2 separate regions of the Homo sapiens genome follow, and region 2 is linked to region 1. The links are chromatin loops, found by intact Hi-C in ENCODE. Cell type or tissue: Calu3. All regions are shown on one strand. Each heading gives the region's core, and the rest is flanking DNA. Links, peaks and the distances in the headings are about the cores only.

The links. Peaks named below come from ENCODE experiments on the same cell type or tissue, not always from the same donor. Only the 100,000 strongest peaks of a DNase experiment are listed, where the experiment ranks them.
Region 2: a loop joins it to region 1, with 2.8 times the contacts of the local background. A loop is called at or near these places in 1 of 110 quality-filtered maps.

The regions. Positions count from the first base shown.
Region 1 is chr2:64,116,312-64,126,303 of GRCh38, reverse strand. All of the region lies in intron 1 of PELI1 (pellino E3 ubiquitin protein ligase 1), which reads left to right. Among named protein-coding and RNA genes, the nearest start is that of PELI1, 23 kb to the left of the region's middle. In Calu3, for the core only: no CTCF peak of the experiment used is centred there; a DNase peak (open chromatin) is centred at 5,153.
Region 2 is chr2:64,529,787-64,539,778 of GRCh38, reverse strand. All of the region lies in intron 1 of AFTPH (aftiphilin), which reads right to left. LOC105374773 (a long non-coding RNA gene) reads left to right here. Exons shown (of 7, transcript XR_007086343.1): 7 at 578-1,038. Among named protein-coding and RNA genes, the nearest start is that of MIR4434, 9.3 kb to the right of the region's middle. In Calu3, for the core only: no CTCF peak of the experiment used is centred there; no DNase peak of the experiment used is centred there.

The sequences.
Region 1 (9,992 bases), core at 759-8,758:
TAGTCCCAGCTACTTGGGAGGCTGAGGCAGGAGAATCGGTTGAACCCGGGAGGCAGAGGTTGCAGTGATCTGTGATCGTGTGACTGCACTCCAGCCTGGCAACAGAGTGAGACTCCGTCTCAAAAAAAAATAGGGAGACCACAGCCCTTGGTTTAAGAACTGCTCCAACATCAAAGCAAATTAAACTGCAAAGAAAGCTCACAATGGTTATTAATAGAAGAAATCATTAATTAGCATTTTATGGAGAGTATAGGTTGAATATATCCCTTAACCAGATCCTTGGGACCGGAAGTGTTTTGGATTTTGGAATACTTGCATATATATTATGAGATATCTTCGGGATGGGACCCATAAAATTCATTTATGTTTCATATACACCTTATACAAATAGCTTGAAGACAATTTTATACAATATTTTTATTAATTTTGTGCATGAAAGTTTGTGTTAAGTACTTACATGTGGAATTTTCCACTTACGATGTCGTGTTGCTCAAAAATTTCAGGTTTTGGAGCATTTTGCGGATTCAGATTCGGGTTGTTCAACCTGTACTAATCTAGGTACTTCTGTGGTGAAGGGATATCATCATCTGTTAACCTAGGTATATTAGTTATTAGAAGATTTTGACTTCTAGCTATTTAACCAAATAGAACTATTAGCTAGCTAGAGGGACAGGCTAGGTAATTAATTAAAACATTGGGTATTTATATTAAATACCAGGCATTGGATTAAATACCAAATCTGTTGGTTTGGTAATGTCTTTGTCCTCAGAGGGATCAAGTGAAACTTATTGGTCATGGGATTATATTGAGCTATGTATTTGAATATTCAGCTTACTTCGATGCTGTTGCTGTGGTGTAATACAAAAATCTATTTGGTCTTTCTACCACGCTGTCTTCCTGGCACAGAGTTCCTATAATGCTGAGAATTTTTTTGAGTGATAGGATGTCTTTTATTATTTATAACAACCCCCTTTCTGATCATAATAGGTAACTTAGGGTGGGGCCCTGAGATGGCATCAGGATGGGGCTGGTCGCCAGAAGGACCAAGAAATTAAGAGGGTTGGGACTTTTGTCTCACCCAGTGACCTCTGGGAAAGGGACAGAGGCCTGGAGATTGAGTTTTTGGGTTGGTGAACACATCAAGTTGCTGGGAGGGTGGCATTCCTGGACAGGGCATGGAAGCTCCACTGCTCTACCCTCCCCGCGCCCCCGCCCCCACCCCCACATACCTTGCCCTGTGCATCTCTTCCATTTGGCTGTTCCTGGGTTGCATTCTTTTTAATAAACCAGTAAACATAAAAGAAGTGTTTTCTTGTTCTTCTGTGAGCTGTACCAGTAAATTATGGAACCTGAGGAGGGGGTTGTGGGAACCCCCAATTTATAGCTAGTTGGTCAGAAGTCAGGTGGTTTGGGACTTTGATTGGCATCTGAACTTAGGGGAGTCTTGTGGCATGAGCCCTTTAACTTGTGAGATCTGACACTAAAGGTAGATAATAGTGTCAGAACTGAATTGATTTGTTGGATGCCCAGTTGGTGTCAGAATTGGAGAGTTGGTGGTTGATGTCAGAGAGAACACTCATTGAACATGATGCAAGATTATCAGCAAAAACATAAACAAAAAAGCACATGTTTATGATTAAAGCTAGTCTGAAACAGATTATGAGATTTAAAATTCCAAACCTAAGTGTCAATTTCATAATTTCTGGTACAAAAAGCACTTCATTTGGGAAAGCTTTCAGTTTTGCTTGTGAAAATTTATCTTGTAGAATGTTCAAATGATTAGTTTCCCTCAGTTTCTCTGGCCAAGAAGTAGGAGTTAACAGTATCTAGAATTTTTAAAATTTATGTAGGTTATAAAGTTGCATAAGATCGGTAATATATTTGAATTCCAGAGGTATGTGCCAGCTTCCAGTGAACCTTGAGTCTATAGCAGGCTTTTGTTTTTAATGTGCTAGAGCTTTATTTGCTTGCTTGCTTGCTTCGCTTTATTGAGGTATAATTTTTATACCATTTATGTAAACACTTAAAGTGTACACTTCAGTGGTTTTTAGTATAGTCTCAGAGCTGTGCAGCACAATCAATTTTAGAACATTTTCACCCGAAAAACAAATCTCATGTCATAGCCTTTAGCTATCATTCCCCAATTTCCTATTTTCTCCCCTTTCTTTCCCCTCCCAGGCAACCACTAATCTACTTTCTTTCTGTCTCTGGATTTGCCTTTTCTGGACATTTCATATAAATGGAATCATACAATATGTGATCCTTTGTGACTGACTTCTTTCACTTAGCAGAATGTTTTCCAGGTTCATCCATGTTGTGGTATATATCAGTAATTCATTCCTTTTTATTGCAAAATAATATTCCATTATATGGATATACCACATTTTGTTTATCCGACTGTTGATGGACATTTGGGTTGTTTCTACTTTGGGGCTATTATGAATATTGCTGCTGTGAACATTAATGCACAGTCTGTGTGTGGACATAGGTCTTCATTTCTCCTGGGTATATACCTAGGAATTGAATTCCTGAGTCACATGAGAACTTAATGTTTAATCTGGAGGAACTGCCAGAGTGTTTTCCAAAGTAACTACACCATTTTACTTTCCCACTAGCCATGATTGAGGACTCCAGCTTTTCCACATCCTTACCAATATTTGTCATTATCTGACTTTTTGATAATAGCCATGGGTTTGAAGTGGTCATTGTGGGTTTGATTTGTATTTCCCTAATGGCTAATGAGCATCTTTTTATGTACATATTGGCTATTTGTATATCTTCTTTGGAGAAATAAATGGATCTTTTACCAAATTTTAATTTCATTTATATTTTATTGAGTTATGAGACCTTTTTAGGTATTCTAGATATAAGTCCTTTATCAGATACATGATTTGCAAATAATTTTTCCCATTATGTGGGTTACCTATGGCAGTACTTTTGATACCTAGCTTTCTTTTGTTCGTTTAAAGAGACTGCCAGGTAAACACAGCCCACAAAGTGGGAGTATGAACAGCCAATTTAGGAAGGCAGTGCTCTATCTGGTGAGCAAAAAGAAACAAATCTCCATGGTATGCCTTTCATTAAATTTTTGTCTGATTTTCAGCTTTTTCTTTGTGGTATAAAATTATAACAACATATAGAAAAGAGTGGAGCTAAAGTTGAACACTTGGCCATCTCCTGTAATAATACACAGTACAAGGTAGGAGTTACTTATTGGCTGACTGCTCTGTTCTTTAGTGCTTGTGGTATTGCCTCCAAAATTAATGAAACAGACGCCAACATAGGAGTCCCAAGATCAGTTAGCAAGCTGCACTACTTAGCCCTATGACTGTCATCAAATAACTTACCCTCTCTGAATATAGATTTTTCTCATCTATTATAAAATGAAATTGGAAGGAAAATTGAACAAATTGCACAGTATATTCTTTAAGGTTCTTTCCAGCTTTAAAATGTAATTATATAATACAGTAATACAGTGATTATTTTTCTTCTTAAACCTTGTTGAAAAATCTTAGGCCTAATGTACATTTTCTCAAAAGGATTGGAGTTAGATGGATTTGACAAGTAAAAAACTGGGCATGTTTCGATATTCAATACAAATGTACTGTAGAATAGCAAATGCCATCTGCGTGAATTTGCATTGTGGGATGGAGGAACGTGACCTAAGAGTCACCAGTGGAGTGGAACTAAAGGAAGAAATAATTTATGCACCTGCTGAGGGTGTGGCTAGAGGTAAAGGGACTGTGACGAATGAGTCCTTGATTGCCTTCTTGGAAGTATTCAGAGATCATTAAAGAAGCAGGACGTTCTCAGAGGTCAGTGTGTCCAAGGGTGAAACAAAAACCTAATAAGAAAAATAGGTCCGTAAGAAAAGAGACATCTGAAAAGGCCTAGAAATTGTGAGGTAAGTACACTTTGTTTTGTTCGTTTTTTTTTCTGGAGTTTTTTTTTTTTTTTTTTTAAGTTTCAGAGTACTGAAAGTTTATCATTTTCCCTGAGCTCAACTGAGGTAATTGCTAGAGGTTCAGACATCGTAGAGGAAAATACGGAAGTTTAAGACTTTTGTAAGCCAAGCAGGATATGGAAGAGTAGGGGAAAGTCATTGAGATTCAGGTTCATTTGCCAAAGTTTGGTAACTTTGATTCCCACCAAGAACACTACTTCAGGTTTTGGTTATGTTTTGTTTTTGTATTTGACTGGCCTCCATGATGTTATTAATTAAACATCATTGTAAAGAAAGCATATATGAGAAGCAAAAAGAAAGTTGTCTTTTTAAAAAATGTAGTTTTGAAAAGAAAAGCTTAGAAATTTTATTCTAACCCTTTTTTCTTTATGAATACGATTATTTGTCCCATTATAAAAATAGGTCATTATAATACTCTTTTTTTTTTTTTTTTGAAGACGGAGTTTTGCTCTTGTTGTCCAGGCTGGAGTGCCATGGCGTGATCTCGGCTCACCACAACCTCCGCCTCCCGGGTTCAAGCTATTCTCCTGCCTCAGCCTCCCAAGTAGCTGGGATTACAGGCATGTGCCACCACGCCTGGCTAATTTTATATTTTTAGTAGAGACGGGGTTTCTCCATGTTGGCCAGGCTGGTCTCGAACTCCTGACCTCAGGTGATCCACCTGCCTTGGCCTTCCAAAGTGCTGGGATTACAGGCGTGGGCCATGGCACCTGGCCAGCTCATTATAATACTTAGAAAATATGGAGATTTTATCTTTAATGTCTTTTTAGAACTTTTTAAGAAAAAAAATATTTCCTCAAGAGATTATTTGATATAAACACAGATCTTTAAAGACATAAGGAATTTTTATACTCTCAGTGCTCTGTTTTTAATCATTAAGATGTTAATGATGATATAAGGACTATTGATATCTTGGTTTCCCTAGGATTAAGCAGGAAATATACTTCCAAAGTTAAGAGAGTTGGTATGTTGGTCCAAAGAATGGCAGGACCTCAGGTTTTGTTATGGAATCAAGTATAAGACATTGAGAGTCAGCTACAACTACATTCTATTTAGTATGAATATTAAATTTGTCATGTCCGGCTTCTTGAGCAATCTCATCAGCCCGGAATCACATGACAAGGCAGGATCATCAAACAGCAAACCCTAGAATATGCCCCGATCATTTTTGCAGGTATGTTTCCTGGACTGAACAGGTATCAACATTGGATATAAGCAGCCTACCTGCGCAGATTTATTTCGCTGTAACCTAAGTGGGCCTGCTGCCAGCACAAGGAGCAAAAGAAACATTAAACAGATTTACAGAACTGCTTCAGGGGATGGGACAGTTACCGAATGCTGGGAAGCAACAGAAGTAAACTTGTAGCTGTGTGATAAAGGGTGGTTCATTTTGTGCCAAGGCATTAAGTTACTAGGTACTATTATAGTGATGTTCTCTTAAAAATGATAGCCTTACTGTGAACCAGAACTATTGTCCTGTGGACACATTGTAAGAAGGCTTTGCAGATAAACTTAGCACCACCAAAAGTATTTTTATACTACTTTTTTAAAAAAAGATAACAATGTATTTATAGGTGGGACTTTGAATGATTCCAATTAAGATCACCAAGGACACTTACTGACTCTCCAGTCAGGTTTTATTAGCAATGTATCATTCAGTATAGTGTAATTGAATTAAGGCTGAAATTGTCTGGATAGCCATTTACTTAGGTGGCTGTGAACTATGGGTATCAATACTAATTTTAGGGCTCTGCTGTAATAACTAGTAACTTTTTACAAAAGGGTTGAACACTTTAGGGCTACTAAAGAACTTTAATAAAAGAATATCAAGCATCTAGACTCAAGTTGAACTTTAATGGGTGGAGATTATCGATGATTTGCATGGGCAAATTATTGAACAAGTATGAACAGCATTTACTTGTGACTTAATTTTAGTATTCTTTTAAATAATCTTAAATGTAATTAATCAGGTTCGCCTTTGGCTATTTGGAGGATTAGACTAGCTCTATGTGTAACCATTCACTATAAGAAAACACAGTTCTTTTCCTGAGACAGCATATGGGGAAATTTGGAGTAGCAGGCAGTACTTTCTAGAATGGAATTTACAAGTGGGATAATCTGAGAACAGCACATGTCAGTATGTAGGTGCTTTCCATAGCTATTTGATTAAGCTTGTCCAATCCCAGCTTACCTCTGGCTACTGCTGTAGTTCCTCCGTATTCATGAGCATCAAATGTATCTAATTTATTTTAAAATTGTAAAGAATAAAGCTGGAAATAAACAAGTGTGATCAATTGAAAATGTGATTGAATGTTCACCTATTTTTATGCCTGGGATAATATAGTATTTTATAACCAGACCACAAAAATCAGTTTCACTTAATAGTGCTAAAGGGGCTTCTTTCTTTACATATGAATTGTATTGATTTTTGTGTTTTTTTTAAATGGAGTGTTGCTTAACAGATTGAGTACTATACTAAATCTGTAAAAATAGGTTTACTAATATGAAAAGGTGCTTCAGTATCATAGTTATACTTCTGACATTTATAGAATATGTAGTTAATTCAGGCTGCTTTTTAAGAAATGGAATATCATACTCTTTCTGGAAGTACCTTACTCTATAACTTGATATTAAGCCTGTGTTAAAAAATTGCTCTGTGCTTCCTCTTACTTCTGTTTCTTTCCTTTTGGGCCACAGACTTCCTTAGGGAGGAGGTGAGGGAGAAGTGAATTCTCACTTCAGTCAATGGAATCTAGAATTATGTAGTGTTTACCTATTTTGCGTAACATAGGCCCACCTACACACGTTACGAGGTGCTTAAGTGAAAGAACTGTGAACAGACAGCCAGCTATTCAGTGTGTGGTTCCAACTGTAACTGGCAGATGCTTTAATACAATCTGGATTTTATTTTTCTGTGAGAAGGTTTTCTGTATAGCTTGTGGTGCTAACGATGAAACAGAGAGGTATGTGTTCTGTGGCTTCATTTTAAGTGTCACATTGTCAATGCTTCAGGTTAAAGTAAGCTTGCAAAGGGAATAATTTGAAGCATAATTCATCAGATCTTTTCTATTTAACTTTTCACATTTATTTTTTCATATTCAGTTTTAGGAAGTATGTTGTATGGATTACATTTCCTTCCATCTTAGGGAAGAAGTTAAATAAATCTCAAGCTCCAAGGCTTTTGTGTTCTTAGAGAATATTTACACTATGAATCTCATCTCTCATCAGCCTTAAAGCCTAAGAAATATCACTACAGGTGTATATTGCCTGTTGATTATTGGTTAACAGAGAACTGAAAGCTGTTCATTTTTAATATTTTTGCAATCAAGCTACAGTACTTAGGGCTTTAAAAAAAAAAACAAAAACATATTTTAGAACTTAATGTTGTTCATTGCTTACTTTTCCGTTACAAATTTGAGAATTATGTTGTTGTTTCGTAGCCAGAATGGTGATGCTGTCATTGTACTTTAGTTAGCTGTAGACAGCTTATTCAGAAGCATAGTTTTTCAGCCATAAATCTTTTCCCAAGATCTTCTCAAGAAAGAGATCTGGACCTTTGAGACAACTACAATTTAATATTTAAATATTATCATAAGGTGGGAAAAATTATGAAGAATTTGTTAAAAATATTGACAGTCATACTTTGTAGAGATTTTAAGTAATATTTCTACCTGAATATTCTGTTTGTTCTTCCTCTGATATGGTTGGGAGAGATTTAATAATTTTAGGTCTGATAATTGATTAGGGGGAGTCTTCCTGCTAAAAAATGAATACTTGTTAGTTTCCCAGCAGTGTTCTTTTTTGAAACATTTTATTTTCACCAGAAGAAAAAGTATAATTGAACTTTTTTTCTTTCTATAGGAAATTCATGAAAAGCTTAATCTGATTTCTAGAATACAGACATGCGCTGCTCAGTAATGTATGATTGTTTTGGATCCAGTTTTCTAATCTATTTGTGAGAAGGCAGTATTCATTCTCTTGTGTAGGTATAAAATGGATGTTAAGTTAGTGATGAGAAAAGTTGTAATTTTGGGGAGAAAGTTGTTCATAATAATTTACCTAATTGGGGTATTTTTAATGTGCTAACATAACAATAATCAAGAGTGGATAAAGAGGGAATTCATAGAAATATCCCAGCTGTATATATTTATTGTTTTCTTAATGAAAAGGGTTAAATAAGAATATCATACTGAGTGATTTAAAATATTCACTCTGTTTAAACAAACAAAAGGGCCGGGCACGGTGGCTCACACCTGTAATCTCAGCACTTTGGGAGGCCGAGTTGGGCAGATCACGAGGTCAGGATATCGAGACCATTCTGGCTAACATGGTGAAATCCCGTCTCTACTAAAAATACAAAAAATTAGCTGGGCGTGGTGGCATGCACCTGTAGTCCCAGCTACTTAGGAGGCTGAGGCAGGAGAATCGCTTGAACCTGGGAGGCAGAGGTTGCAGTGAGCTGAGATCGCTCCACTCCACTCCAGCCTGGGCAACAGAGCAACACTCTGTCTCAAAAAAAAAAAAATTATTGGGAAAACATTATGATTTGGTTAAAGAAAGATTAGATGCTACTTTTGAAAACTTTTTGTGACCCAAAGAGAAAATTAGAACTCTCATAAGATGAAACCTTTTTTCATTAGAGTAGTAATAATTGTCATCTTTTAATAATGATTTCTCTCTATTAGTAGTCGACTTTACTACAATATTGGAGACTTATTTGTAATTTGAATTTTCAACTACATTTTTCTGTTTTCATCCCTTTTGAATGGAGCTTATAATGGAATTTCGAAACTAAAAGGCTTAAAGTTAGCTTCTCTAAAAGAGCAGAGAATATATGCTCTATTTAGATATTTGATTTAGATGTAGTTTTCCCTCCCCATGGAGAATCAAACATTTATACAGCATTCTACCTTGAAACTAAGTGCAATGTTTCTTGAGGTCTTTGATTGTATTTCCAGGTCTATTATATATTAAGAGTGGTAAAAAAAAAAAAATAGAACTTACTTCATTGTATCAAAAGTTATCTACAAAGAACAGATTATAAACATTTCTTAAGATACTGAAAAATATGAATCTCTGAGAAAATAATTAAATATTAAGTGATGGAGCAGCATCACCATAAATCAAGCTTTTGATTTAAAGGGAGAGAGACTTGCAACTCTTCCTTTCCCTTAAACAGTTAGAGGCCACTGTAGGAGTATTAATTGGCATAATTTCAATATTGTGTCCCAGGAAATAGGGAGGCTTAAGGAGAGTGAGCAGAGATGGGAGAAACAGTAGAGCAGTCAGAACCCACTCAGCATTTATCAATTAAGTGTACCACCTTATATGGACACAATTCAGGGCACCCCCAAACAGTTATAACAGTAACATCAAAGATCACTGATCACAGACCACCATAACAGATACAATAGTAATAATAATAATGAAAAAAGTTTGAAATATTGTGAGAATTACCAGAATGTGACACAGACATGAAGTGAGCACATGCTGTCAGAAACTTGGCACCAATAGACTTGGCCATGCAGGGTTGCCACAAACTTTGAATTTGTAAAAAACACAGTATCTGCGAAGCACAGTAAAATAAAGCAAAGTGCAATAAAACCAGATGTGCCTGTACTTTAAAACTTTAAAACTCAATTGTTTCAGCAATTCCAGAGTGCTCATTTGTAACCTTAGTTTTATTATCTGTAAAATGTGGGTTATAATAGTTCCTATCTCATAAGGTTGTCCCAGAGATTAAATCACTTAATACATGTAAAGTGCTTAGAACAGTGCTTGGCACAGAGACTGAATTCAGTGTTAGCCATTATGAAAAGGGACTACCAGTGTGGGATGCTGACTTTAGAAAATGATAGGATTTCCCATGAATATCCTTTTATCTCATGTTTTTGTTCCAAATAACTGCCAAATCCCACTGAATTTGCTGCTTTATGCAGAATTTTATTTGGGACTTTAATGGTTAAACCTAGAGGACTTTCTAGTCTTGCTTTGTGAGGATCATTTTGTCATTTTAGGAACTTTGGTA
Region 2 (9,992 bases), core at 827-8,826, 410 kb before region 1:
GCTCTTTCAAGAGTTACTTTATTTGAGCTCAAATGACTGTAAATGTTGTGTAGGCATAGACCTCTGTTGTTTACCATTGCATCCTCAGAGCCTGGCTCACAGCAGGAACTAAATATATTATCATCATTCTTGCTGGGGCATTTATTCTACTAACCACTCTTGAATTGTGCTCCAACTCACGCACACTCCAATTAGATTTCTATAACCACACCTCTGGTCTCTTAGTGCTTCACCAAATAAGTTATGAAATATCCAAATGTAATCAAGGTAAATAAGTGGGATTTGAAATGTGGCCTGAAATGTGATGAATGTGGGACAAACAACCCAATCATTTGTGCTGCAACATGTCTAAAGAGAAAGTATGTTAAGAGGGGCAGTACATTATATGCAAGCTGCAAAAAACCCTAGCTAAATGACAAAAATTTGTAGTGAGTTTTTAGACCTGCTATCATGAATATTTGCTTTGATTTGAGACAATTCCTCAGCATAAGCAGAGGTGTCAGTGAGTGTCGCCAGAGCATAATGCTACACTCTGGATAGTCCAACTAATTTCTTTTTCTTGTTCTCTGCTCCCCAGGACTTTAATACTTCATGAAAATTTTCCCACAGAAGATTTTGCAATCAGCTGACATGAACAGCAGACATGCTTTAAAGTAAGTTTCTTGCTGTAAAGTTTTAAATTAGCATTTTGGTCAAGACTAAGTTAAACCTCAAGTGACTAGTGTATACTGAGAAAAAAAATCCCCAGAAAAACAAAGTAACAAACTACTGTGTGGACTTTCAAAATGAAAAAATACCACTCTAGTCTGTAACCTAAAAACGTAACTGTGGCAGCTGCCATTCCTCTGACAGTGCTGCTTTCTACATCACAAACACCCACCATGAGAGCAACTCACCTCTTACAGAAAGAAGCATTTACTAAAGGTTATAAAACTGCAACCAAGTGCAGTTAGAGTTCAATTATCTGAGCCACTAAGAAAGTAAGCAACGATGTCCTACATAATCTACAACTCACAAATTTGGCCTTAAAATATGACCTAAGTAACAGCAGATTTACCTCACAAATTAAGTCTTTGCCAGGTGCTATTAATTTTACTTTAATTTGTTTTCTTACCACCCATCAATTAAGAGAAAAAGATGACCTGGAGGCAATGAAGTGACAGAAGGAAACAAAACAATTAACCAAACTTAAAGACAGTCATAAATGATCCACAGATAATAGCACACATGATATTTTTCAGGGAATTATTATAAAACAAACTTCATATATCTGAAAAATCAAATATAAACACATTCCAAAATAGTGCTCAAGAGTGTATGCGTGTGGAGTGTACACAGGTAATGCCACAAATGGGTCTACCGATACTAATAACTGCACAAAAACTATGGAAGGAATTCCATGGAGAACAAATTCCTAGCTGGTTGACCTTTTTTAATGATGGTTTTGCTTGGTTTAAAGTTTTACTTTTTCCTGAGAGGTAGAAAGGCTAAAGGATAAAAGAAAAAAATATATAACATTTATTTGCAGGGTACCCAATACATCTGGTTAGAAACAACTTGAGAATTGGCCCGTCATATAAAGCAGAATTTTTCACACATTTTTCCCCTATGACTCACAGAAGAAATACATTTTACATGATGACCCAACATACATTTTAAAAAAAAAAGTTTCGCCAAACAGTATTTACCCTTACTCTCTATGTACTCTGATTTTTAGTTCTATTTCATTTTTTCTTAAAAGCTGGTCATGACCCTCTTAAATTGATTTTACAAACCAGAAATAGGTTTTAATATAAAGTATAAAAAAGTATTCTTTCCATCTCATCCAATTCCTCCAAATCCAATTACTGCTTCTAGCATACAAGAGGAGGGAACAGGGCTTCTTTTAAAACAAAGACTTCCTCCCTGATCTGGTGCTTACAAAGACAAAATGCATTCTTAAATTACATTATTTCAACGAACCAAGTATTTGATAAAATGAAAGTGTTCTTTTTCTCTTTACAGAATTGTGTATAAAAGTAATAAACGAAAATTACTATTTATTTTTCAAATTCATACTACCTTCAATCTAGGAAGCATGCTACTTTAAGGATAACATTTTAAAAAACATACAAACATAACATAAAACTGGAACACTTTGGCAAATTTTAACAATTTTCACTTTCAGAAAGCATTTAGCAATTGTTTAAGTTTGCAAACATTAACTTTTCTGGTCCAGTATCTACAATGTAAAAGTTCTCTAAAAGATACTATTGGTAGGAGTATATATTGGCTCACACACCCTATTGCAGTTTAGTAGCATACGAAACATTTTAATGAATTCTTTTTAAAATTTTTAATTTTTTAAACTTTTATTTTAGGTTCAGGGGTACATGTGCAGGTTTGTTACATAGGTAAATTGAGTGTCACGGGGGTTTGGTGTCCAAATTATTTCATCACCCAGGTAATAAGCATAGTACCCGACAGGTGGTTTTTCCATCCTCACCCTCTTCCCTCCTTCCACCTTCAAGTAGGCTCTGGTGTCTGTTGTTTCCATTCTTTTGACTAAGCAATTTCATCTGCAAGGATGTATTCTACAGAGGCATTCATGCAAATATACAAAGATATTTCCACAAAGTATTGATTCCAGTATTGTTTGTTCAATTTTTTAAAAAGCAGCTGAAAACAGTCTATTAATAAGGAAGTGTGTAAATAAAAAGTGCAGCCATTAAAAAAGAGAAAGCTATATTACTAATAGGGCAAAGTGTCTAAAATACATTTTTAAGTGAAAAAGCATTTCTGAAAAGCATTCTTCTTCTTCTTCTTTTTTTTTTTTTTTTTTTTTTTTGAGACAGAGTCTCCTTCTTTTCCCAGGCTGCAGTACAGTGGTGCAATCATGGCTCACTGCTGCCTCTGCCTCCTGGGTTCAAGCAATCCTCCCACTTCAGCCACCCAAATAACTGGGACTACAGGTGTACACCACCATGCCCAGCTAATTTTTAAATTTTTTGTAGAGACAGTGTTTCGCCATGTTGCCCAGGCTGGTCTCAACCTCCTGAGCTCAAGCAATTGACTTACCTTGGGCTCCCAAAGTGCTGGGATTACAGGTTTGAGTCACCACGCCCTGCTGGCAATTCTCTTTTGATTCTCCTACTTATATTCTATCCCTTATCCTTCAATGAATCTGATTGCCCTGGCTTCTCTATATTCTTTTTTTTTTTTTTTTTTTTTTTAAGATGGAGTCTCGCTCTGCTCTGTCGCCCAGGCTGGAGTGCAGTGGCGCGATCACTACAACCTCCACCTCCCAGGTTCAGGCGATTCTCCCACCTCAACCTCCTGAGCAATAGCTGGGATTACAGGCCTGTGCTACCATGCCCATCTAATTTTTTATTTTTATTAGAGATGCGGTTTCACCATGTTGGCCAGGCTGGTCTCAAACTTCTTGACCTCAGGTGATCTACCCACTTTGGCCTCCCGAAGGGCTGGGATTACAGGCGTGAGCCACCATGCTCAGCCGCTTCCCTATATTCTTATCACTGAGAAATCTCATCCCCCTTTTGTTTTTATCTGTTCATAATGCTCAAACCTTACCTATATGTCTGACCTCCTGATCTGCCTACCCAAATGCCTTTTTAAAATCTCTCTACCTGGATGTCTCAGATGTATCTCCTATTCTCCAATTCCACGACTGAATTCAACCTCTACTCAAAAGGTGAACAGAAACCACTTGTTCCTACACTATATTCTAAATTCTAAGTCTAGAAATCTGAGTGTTACCCCAACCGCTCCCCCTCTACCACAAATTAAATCAATCAAGTTTCTCCCTCCTTAATATCTCTTACTGTATTTGTTTTAACATCCCACAACCTATACCTTGTCAGGGCCTCATTATTTTTGGCCAGGATTACTGCAGTCTACTTAAAACTCCTTATCTTAGCCAACATGGCTAAGATACTCCCTCTTTGTTCCAGCCAGACAAAATTACCTCTGGATTCTCCACTGGCATGGTTACCTCTAAGTTGTCACACGTCATTTCTTCTAATGTATTGTTCTTATATGTCCAAAGAACCCACTGACTAAGCCTTCAAAATTCTATTCAGGCATGAAGTTTTCTATCAAGGCTGGAGAACTGAGATCACCTATATTTACTAAGTTACTATGTGATAGGTACTGTGCAAGGTACTTATTCATACACCAGTTTATTCATACATTCAGTTTAATCACAAAAACCCATTTTACAGAGGAAGAAACAAGTCACATAATCTGTTCACGGTCCCACAAAGAATAAGTAAGGAAAGTGGGACTCAAAGCCAGTGTTCTTTTCGTTGTATCAGGTTTCTTGTCTGAATTAATCCTCCTTTATATCTATTTCCTATTACATTTAACAAAGCAAATCACATTTGTTTCCATGTTTTTTTCCCCTAATAGGTTCTCAACCTTAGCTTTCTATTAACTTTTTTCTCTAATAGAATGGGTAGACCCAAACATCTTTTTTAAAAGTTTCGAAGATGATACTAAATGGGTTAGTTAAGGTTGAAAACCTTTGTGTTAAGTTCCCAGAGTACAGGAATGCCAATGGACTTTATAACTCCAGGGATGACATAAATGTTTCTAAACTGAACTGCTAAACTCATTGATATAGGTAAATCACTGCAATAGTACTTTTTCCTACAAAAATGTTTTCTCTTATGATTTGGTTGTATAAATATTTTAAAGTTGTGTTGTACACATTTATCTGAGACTAGCACTAAGAAACTTAACATTCTTAAGATTTCAAAAACAAGGAGTTTACAATATTAAATCGTCAATACTCTTCTTAAAAATGAAACTTGAAAAATTTACTTAAAAGGATCAAAGTTAAAGCACTGTGACAATTTTTGAAACAACACATAAGTATTTGAGACAGCTCTAGATTTGGGAAATTCCATTTTGGAAATATTACTACTTTCTACTTAACCAGAAAGTTTATGAAATCATTTGTTTATTCCTTTTTGAAGCTTCACTTATAATTAGTATATAATTTAAATGTTATGGAATTCTCAGAAAAAAAAAAAAAACAAGCTTAAAGAATTAAACACAGTTTCACTTGCAGATGAACATAAAGAAATGCTTATGTGAACAGCAACACCAACAACAAAAAACTTCCCTACTTCCAGAAACCAGGGTCACTGCTAATCTGATTAAAATCTGAACTTTTTAGTTACGTGTAACACTTGCCCTGTGCTTTGTGTAAACTTATGAAACCTAATGAGACAGAAAACTATCATCCGCTGGCACAGAATCTGAAATATGGAAAAGAAGAGGAAGTGGTAACTTGGTAACTTAACTATAAGTAAGAAGTGATGAATACTCAAATATTCTGTTTGGGCTTCAGGCGAGAGAAAATATGAATTTTTGATATCTGAAACTCTTAGTAATTTTTTTTTGAATGAAGATATTATCAAAAAATAGTAAAAAGTATAAAAAGAGTTCAGTGTAAAAAGAGTTAAATTATCTCTTAATAAGTTCATTGCTTTTTATAAATAGCCACTAAAAACAAAAGCCTTAAGAAAATAAATCAATGCTTCAGATTTTGAGTGTCACTGTAGCAGAAGTATTTTAGCTGCAAATACTCCAGGTCAACATTTTTGCATCCACATAATAAACAAGATGAGAGATGATAAACCACAGCAAAACTGAAAATACTACAAAACTTAAGCAATCACCAAGAAGAAAACACCAAAAACCTCACTTGGGAGGGTGGCTAAGGCAGAAACACTATTCATTTCAACCATTTAAAAAACTGTGGCCTCACTAAAATGTAAGAAAATATTAAAAATCCTACTCCTAGGAGTTTTGCTTTGAAAAGTATCACATGTCACTTAGAATGATTTAAAGAATAACAAGTGGTAAATAATTCATTAATCACTTAGGAAGGATCACTTTTATTACCTAAATACAGAATTGTTAATTTTATATAACATAAAAATTGAATCTGTTAGCAATATAGAATTTTCATATTTATTAAGTTTATTGTTAGGTATTTTACCTTTTTCTGCTCATGTAAATGGTAGTCTTCACTTCCACCCTAACTGGCAAGCATTATTTACATAAACAAAAGCTCTTGGTGGTTATATAGTATACCATCACATCACTAGCAAATCGGGGTAGACTTACCTTTTCCTTTCCAAGTCTCATAACAATGGTGATAGGCAGGAATCTAATATTCACTCTTAATTAAGATATTGATTTCTGAGTTGAGGTGTATGTTTTTATTGTCTTACAGAATTATTCAGTAATTCTTATTTTAAGTTGCTTTGTTAAAAAATCACAAATGGGGTTTTAAATGCCTTTTCAATATTTATGAAGATAATTATGTAAGTTTTCCTTAGATTTTTGTTTGTTTGTTTGTTTTTTGGAGGCAGGGTCTCACTCACTCTGTTGAACAGGCTGGAGTGCAGTGGTGTGATCTCAGCTCACTGCAGCCTCGACCTCCTGAGCTCAAGTGATCCTTTCATTTCAGCTTCCTGAGTAGCTGGGACTACAGGTGCCTGCCACCATATCTGGCTAATTTTTTATATTTTTTATAGAGATGGGGTTTTGTCATGTTGCCCAGGCTGGTCTCAAACTCTGGAGCTCAAGCAATCCACCCACCTTGGCCTCTCAAAGTGCTGGGATTACAGGCATGAGCCACCACACCTGGCCTAGATCTATTAATACAGCAGAAACATCAATACCTATTCATAATTGTCTTCAGCTTGTTTGATAGTTAGGAAGCCCAGTTTATTTTCTGCAGGAAAAAGGTAAATGTTTCCAAAGAATCAAATAAGCATTACGTAAGATTATCTACTTAATTACACATATGTCAAACGGTATGTATTTAAACTTATTTGATCTTACTCCTTGCCTTCATTTTTACACAAAGTGGGCTACAAAATAAATTTTCCCATAGGTATTAAACACACTCAAATTAGTAATACAAGTTTATCTAGGTTTCATCCTTACTCAATTTTCCCAAAACAATTTCATCTACCTAAGGCTTTTATTAATAATTACCATATTCTTGGACTCTCAGATTCATCTTTACAGCCTAGCCAAGCCAGTTCCCTGCTTAGACCTCTCCACTTGATTCCACAAAGATCTCAAACTGAGCTTAACAAGAACAGAGCTCAAGCTCTCTTCCCTTAAAGCTGGTCATGTTCCAGGGCTCTCTAACCCAGTTACCATACCAGAAACTTAAGATCCCCTTTGACAAAGCTCCTTATCCTTTAATATCTGTAACAAATGATTTCACCTCACAAATCCCTCAATTCTGGAATATCTACCTCTTTTCACCTCTGACTCCACTCTGGTCCAGAATGCCATTATCATCTAAACTAATCTCCCTAAGTAGTATTTGATCATGCCCAACCCAAGTAATCTTTTTAAAAGTCAAATTTGATCATGCCAATCCTCTTCTTGTGATAAAGATTTTTTTAAAAAAATTTTTAACAAAGACTTTAAACCATTCCTCTCTCTCCAGCCTTACTCCTCCTTTCCCTTATTGTTTTCAATGCTCTAGGCTAGGCCTTCTTCCAGTTTCTGAAAGGTAGATAATTAACATTCCCTTGTGCCACAGGGTCTTTGCACTTACAGTCCCAGTGCCTAAGACATTCCCACACATCCTTCAATTTTTAGGTGAAAGATCAATTCCTCAGGTAAGTTTCCTAACACCCTCCCTCAAGTCCTCCTACACATATTTCTTTCAGAGCATAAGAACCATAGTAAGTTATAGTTTGTGATCAAACACTTGTAACTTGAAAAATTACCGTGCAACCCATGTATACTACGAAAAATATATTGAGAGGTTTAAATGTAATATGTAATTTTAAAAAATCTATGTATTCCTTTCTATAAGAGTTAAGTTAATCTTATATTTTTTCTCTAAATAAAAAGTGTCATTTCTAGAGCTGGGCTGTCCAACTGACAACAATTAAGCCATATATGCAATTAAAAATCTTCTAGTAGCCACATTTAAAAAGAAACAGATGAAATTTTATCTAACCCAAAGTATCCACAATATTATTTTAACATGTGACCAATGTAAAATATTACTGATATATTTCACATTAGTTTTTAAAATCTGCTGTGTATTTTACACTGAAATCACATCTTAATTTGGGCTAGTTTCATTTCAAGTGACACATTTGGCTAGTGGCTACTGTATTAGACAAGATAGTTCTAGAAGATAGTACTGTATTTTTTTATACTTAAATAGCTTGCTAACAGAATAGGTTAACTTAAAAAGAGCATGGCATTAAGCAAGATTAATCTTATATCAAATAAAGGCATATCTCAGGTTTAAATCATTCAAAAATTTTAAATTATGCAAACATTCCACACTGCTGAAAAGCCTAAATTCAAAATAAAAATTCCAGTAATTTAAAAACTGCATATTACTGATCATCTGAGGAAATAAGGGAGATGGGGACCCAACCACTGCTGGTAGGAGTGATTTTATTATAACCTCTTAGAAAGTAACAGGCTTTCCCTCTGACTTAATAACTCTACTTCTAAGATTTGATCCTATGAAAATAATCAACAATAAGGTCAAAGAATTATGTACAAACTTTTTCACCAAGATGCTCTTCTATGATGGTAAAATCTGGAAAACCCACATTAGTGGGAAATAGCAGAGATAACTTGAAAATGGCATTCTACACAGTCATTAAAAAGCATGGTTTTTTTCATTTTGTGGTGTTTTTTTTTTTTTTTTTTTTGAGATGAAGTCTCACTCTGTCACCCAGACTGGAGTGCAGTGGTGTGATCTAGGCTCACTGCAATCTCCACCTCCCGGGTTCAAGCAATTCTCTTGCCTCAGCCTCCCGAGTAGCTGGGATTACAAGTGCCTGACACCACGCCTGGCTAATTTTTGTATTTTTAGTAGAGACGGGGTTTTACCATGTTGGCCAGGCTGGTCTCAAACTCCTGACCTCAAGTGATACTCCCGCCTCGGCCTCCCAAAGTGCTGGGATTACAGGTGTGAGCCACCACACCCAGCCAAAAAGCATGTTTTAAGGAAAATTTAGTAACATGGAGAAATGCTCACAATTTAATAAGTAAAAGAAAGATCAACGCAATATGATTCATATGTATATGTATGACATGCTCACATATCCACAGTAAAAATAAAACAGGAAGAAAACCAAAATATTAACAGTTTTCTTTTTGTAGTATGATGACCAGTGATATTTTTCTTCTATTATCCCTCTTAACATGTATTTATTGAGTGTTACTTTGTGCCAGGCATTAAAACAGAAGGGTTCCTGCCATCATGGGCACACCCATTTTCTTTCTACTTTTTTTCCACATTTTCCCAAATTTTCTATAATAAGCACATTATTTTTTCATAATTTTAATAACTGGAAAAACATAATATGATGTAGATAATGATTTGGGTAAATCAGTTGCCAGGGGACATTTTTGGGTGAACTGGGGAAGAATCTGAATATGGCCTTGAATATTAGTTTAGATGACTAAACTGACTTAAAACAAAAAAAACTACAAAACACTACAACAAGTCTTCATTTTGGTAAAAAGTACACATATATATTAAAATGTGTAGGAAAATATGCATTATTATATAAACTGTAACAGTGAGGGATTTGCTTTTTTTTGTTGTTGTTGAGACGGAGCCTCACTCTGTTGTCCAGGCTGGGGTGCAATGGCATGATCTTGGCTCACTGCAACCTCCACCTCTCAGGTTCAAGTGATTCTCCTGTCTCAGTCTCCTCAGTAGCCAGGATTACAGGCGGCCGCCACCATGCCTGGCTAATTTTTCTATATTTTTAGAAGAGACGGGGTTTCACCATGTTGGCCAGGCTGGTCTCCAACTCCAAACCTCAAGTGATATGCCCGCCTTGGCCTCCCAAGGTGCTGGGATTACATGCGTGAGCCACTGCGCCTGGCTGAGGGATTTTTTTAAAGTAATTTTTCCAGCCTGGGCAACATAACAAGGCCCTGTCTCTACTACTAATAAAAACAATTAGCCAGGC